Regions from separate parts of the Homo sapiens genome. Here region 2 is linked to region 1. Evidence: chromatin loops called from intact Hi-C (ENCODE). Cell type or tissue: IMR-90. All regions are shown on one strand.

Evidence for each region. Hi-C counts contacts between places; a loop is a spot of excess contacts. Peaks named below come from ENCODE experiments on the same cell type or tissue, not always from the same donor. Only the 100,000 strongest peaks of a DNase experiment are listed, where the experiment ranks them.
Region 2: it touches region 1 in a loop (2.6-fold over the local background); 1 of 110 quality-filtered maps calls a loop at or near these places.

The regions. Positions count from the first base shown.
Region 1 is chr17:9,359,856-9,362,355 of GRCh38, reverse strand. The region is part of intron 7 of STX8 (syntaxin 8); the gene reads left to right. Among named protein-coding and RNA genes, the nearest start is that of STX8, 210 kb to the left of the region's middle. In IMR-90, no CTCF peak of the experiment used is centred here; DNase peaks (open chromatin) are centred at 965 and 1,515; H3K27ac peaks cover 428 bases.
Region 2 is chr17:9,511,228-9,513,727 of GRCh38, reverse strand. The region is part of intron 4 of STX8 (syntaxin 8); the gene reads left to right. Among named protein-coding and RNA genes, the nearest start is that of STX8, 63 kb to the left of the region's middle. In IMR-90, no CTCF peak of the experiment used is centred here; a DNase peak (open chromatin) is centred at 1,197.

The DNA.
Region 1 (2,500 bases):
CTGTTTTTAATTACATGTTTGTTTGTTTGTTGAGACAGAGTCTCACACTGTCATGCAGGCCCGAGTACAGTGGTACGATCTCACTGCAACCTCCGCCTCCCTGGTTCAAGCGATTCTTATGCTTCAGCCTCCTGAGAAGCTGGGATTACAGGCATGGGCCAACACCCCGGCTAATTTTTGTATTTTTAGTAGAGACGGGGTTTCACCATGGTGGCCAGGCTGATCTTGAACTCCTGACCTCAAGTGATCTGCCCACTTCAGCCTCCCAAGGTGCTGGGATTACAGGCATGAGCCACTGCGTCCAGCCTAGTTACATGTTTAAAAGTGAGCTGGTAGACACTTTAAATTTTTTGAATAAGTTCCCTAAAATTGATGTTTTGGGTACAGATTTGATGCCTTTCCTTTCTTTAAAACTGTAACTATAAAATGAATCAAATGGAGGCGTGCGTGGTTTGTAGGGTTATTAAAGTCACAGTTAATCACACATGGATTATCTTCTTTGGATATTGTCTAAATGGAAATTCAAATATCAGATTACCTTCCTGACTTTCTGGTGCTTGCCACTCTGTTTAAGAGGCATCCAGCTCCTGCCAGTTATTGGTGCGTGCTCAGAGAATGAGACACAGTTTTGCTTTCATGTTAGTTGTGACATCTAACGTTGCTTACAAGAAACAATCACTGTTAAAAGTTGAATGGAACTAAACAAAATTAAAGATGGAATTGTAATATTTTTAGAAATTATAATAATTAATACCTTGCTGCACTAATTAGTAATTCTGTACAAAGCATCTCTGTTGGCCACATTGATTGTTCTGTCCGTGAGTAAATCCCTACTCCTGCTGCTCTTCACCCTGGAGCATACATTATGGTGGTACCCATGTGAAGAGAGCAGCTCAACTGCAAAGCAACGCCTGCAGTCCAGAGACTCTGCCCTTGTGACTTATCTAATCTAATGCAGTAGACGCCCACTTGAAGCTGCACATGTTTGAATGAAGCAAGAGAGGTTGGGTAATTTAAAGGAATCTGTGGTATTTAGAAAATAAATAGATAATTCTCCTTTGCCAAGTCCCTTGGAAATTCAGTGGCATAAGCCCTGGTATTAGCTTTTAAATAACTTAACTCCAGATGTTGCATTAATAATTTTTTTTTCTTTAATCAGCTCTAGGGATCCATTAATTGACTCCAACAGAACCTTACCAATGACTCGGTATTTATTTTTTGGCTCACCTTTCCTTTCTATTTCAGAGCCAGGCAATGACAATTTTCAGTCATTGAACCAGCGTTAAATTCCTTAGAATAATTGATTTGGGGTTCATTTTTAAATCACTGTTGACTTTTTCTGCCCATGAGTCTGAACACGAAGGTCAATTTCTCTGGACTAGCAGCAAATTGATCTTTGTATTGAAGTTGGGTATCAGCTGTCAGGGACCTGTAGCCGGCACCGCGGGTCTCACTGGGTTACTTTCTGCAGCTCTGGAGCTGACTGCTGAGCGCTGGGTGCTCAGCCGTGACTCAGTCAGGCATGCATCTCAGTTGTCCTTGAGAGAGTGCATGTCTACCGAGCAGCCTCCAAATGTTCTTTGACACTTTGATTCACGCTCGAAACAGCCCGTATTTCTCTTTTGGCCCTTAAAACGGTCGTTGCTTTCAAAATGACTTTTGGATTTCTACAGTCTTTTTTTTTTTTTTTTTAACACTAATAAATATTTTTTTTCTTGCAGACAGGGAATTAAGATTTTTCACCATTTTGTTGATATTTTGGCTGGTATAACTTATCTGGAAGGAAAACAGAAAAGGGTTCTTTTGAAAGTGAGTAAATATAGTAGAGATGGTAGCTCAACACTGTAATCCCAGCACTTTGGGAGGCCGAGGCAGGCAGATCACCTGAGGTCAGGAGTTCGAGACCAGCCTGGCCAACATGGTGAAACCTCATCTCTACTAAAAATAACAAAAATGAGCTGGGCGTGGTGGTGCACGACTGTAATCCCAGCTACTCGGGAGGCTGAGGCAGGAGAATCGCTTGAACCCGGGAGGCAGAGGTTGCAGTGAGCTGCGATGGCACCACTGCACTCCAGCCTGGGCTACAAGAGTGAGACTCTGACTCAAAAAAAAAAAAAAAAAAAAAAAAGACGGTTAATTTTACATTATATGTATTTTGCCCACAATAGAAAGTTTTTAATTTAAAAAATGAAGAAATACTTGGTGTTCCCCCTTTCCATTAAATTATGGCAAGGTTAAAATAGTGTAATTTCAAAATTCCTTGGCATCTTCAAAATATTGTGCCATCCTGTTCCGTATGTCAGGCTCAGGAAACAATACCTCAAAAAATGGCCCTTTGACACGCGGAACTAAAGACACCTCAGGGGCTCTTTAACCTTCTCCCCACTCCTGTCCCTCAATCCTCTGTCCCTCCCAAAGCACAGAATGAGGCTCTTCTCTGAAGCTCCCTTATCTGCCTGGAAACAGGACCCACCAAAGAGAAATAAAATCACCTTTGATC
Region 2 (2,500 bases), 150 kb before region 1:
ACATGTGGGTGTGGATATCTCTTCAAAATACTGATTTTCTTTCCTTTGGATAAGTGCCCAGTAGGGGGATTGCTGGATCATATGGTAGCTCTAGTTATAGTTTTTTGGGGAACCCCCATACTGCTCTCCATAGTGGCTGTACTAGTTTACATTTCCACCATCTGTGTATAAGAGTTCCTGTTTCACAACATCCTCACAAGCATTTATTTTGTGTTTTTGATGATAGCCATTCTAAGTGGAATGAGATGATACCTCATTGTGATTTGGATTTGCAGTTCCCTGACGATTAGTAATGCTGAGCAATTTGTATATATTTGTTGGCGCATTTGTGTGTCATTTTTTGAGAAATGTCTGGTCAGATCATTTGTCTGTCTTTCACATATTTTGTGTATCTTTTTTTTTTTTTTTTTTTTTGGAAATAGAGTCTCACTATGTTATCCAGGCTTAAGTAATCCTCCCACCTCAGCCTGAGTAGCTGGGACTATAGGTGCATGCCACCATGCCTAGCTCATTTGCCCATTTTTCCATCCAATTATTATTATGATTTTTGCCATTGAGATATTTTGAGTTCCTTACATATTTTGCATATTAATCCTCTGTTGGATAAACAGTTTGCAAATATTTTCTCCTATAGATTGTCTTTTCACTCTATTGACTGTTTCCTTTGCTGTGCAGAAGCTTTTTAGTTTGTTGTAATCTCATTCGTTTCTTTTTGCTTTTGTTGCCTGTGCTTGTGAGGTCTGACTCATAAAATCTTTTCCCAGATCAACATCCTGAAGTGTTTTCCTTGTTTTTGCCTGGTACTTTTATGGTTTTGGGTTTTACATTTAGGTCTTTGAATCATTTTGAGTTGATTTTTTCCTTAGGGTGATAGATGGGTGTCCAGGTTCATTCTTATGCATGTGCATATTCAGTTTCCCAACACCATTTATTGAAGAGACTGTCTTCCCCCAGTGAGTATTCTTGGCACCTCTGTTAAAAATGAGTAGGCTTGGCTGGGTTCACATCTGTGATCCCAGCATTTTGGGAGGCTGAGGTGGGCAGATTGGAGTTTGAGGCCAGCCTGGGCAACATGGTGAAACCCCGTCTCTACAAAAATTATCTGAGTGTGGTGGCGTGTGCCTGTAATCCCAACTACTCAGGAGACTGAGGTGGGAGGCTCACTTGAGCCTGGGAGGCACAGGTTGCAGTGACTCAAGATTGCATCACTGCACTCCAGCTGGGTTATAGAGTGAGACTCTGCCTCGGAAAAAAAAAAAAAGATCAGTTGGCTCTAGATACATGGATTAATTTCTGGGTTCTCTATTCTGTTCCATTGGTCTGTGTGTTTGTTTTTATGTCAGTATCATAAAAACAGCATTGTAGTACATTACTACAGCTTTGTGGTATATTTTGAAGTCTGGTAGTGTGATGCCTCCAGCTTTGTTCTTTTTGCTTAGGATCGCTTGTCTCTTCAGGGTCTTTTGTGGTTCCATGCAGATTTTTAAGATTTTTTTCTATTGCTGTGAAGAATGTTATTGGTATTTTGATAGAGATTGCATTGAATCTGTAGATTGCTTTGGGTAGTATAGTCATTTTAACAATATTAATTCTTCCAATCCATGAGCATGAAATAACTTTGCCTTTGTCTGTATCCTCTTCAATTTCTTTCATCAGTGTTTTGTAGTTTTTCTTTTAGAGATCTTTCACCTCCTTGGTTAAATTTATTCCTAGGTAATTTTGGCGGGGGGATTGCTATTGTAAATGAGATTGTCTTCTTGATTTCTTTTTCAACTAGTTCATTATTTATAGAAACACCACTTACTGATTTTTGTATGTTGATTTTGTATTCTGCAACTTTACTAAATTTGTTTATCAGTTCTGAGAGGTTTTTTTTTGGTAGTCTTTAGGCTTTTCTCTCTATAAGATCATGTTTTCTGCAAACAGAAACAATTTGACTTTCTCCTTTCCAATTTTAATGCCATTTATTACTTTCTCTTGTCTGATTACCATGGCTAAGACTTCCAGTACTGTGTTGAGTAAGAGTGATGAGAGTGGGCATCCTTGTCTTCTAGTTCTCAGAGGCAAAGCTTTCACCTTTTCTGTATGATGTTAGCTGTGGGTTTGTCATATATGGCCTTTATTGTGTTGAGGTACTTTCCTTCTATACCTAGTTTATTGAGAGTTTTTAATTGAGATGTTGAATTTTATCAAATTTTTTTCTGCATCTATTCAGATTATCATGTGGGTTTTGTCCTTTATAGTTGATGTGATATATCACATTTATTGATTTGTGTATGTTGAACCATTCCTGCATTCATTGGATAAATTCCACTTGATCATGGTATATTATCTTTTTGATGTATTGTTGGATTTCATTTGCTAGTATTGAGGATTTTTGTGTGTATATTTATCAGGGATATTGGCCTGAACTTTTCTTTTTCTGTTGTATTCTTGTCTGCTTTTGATATCAGGGTTATTCTGGCCTCTTAGCATGAGTTAGGTAGAATACCCTCACTTC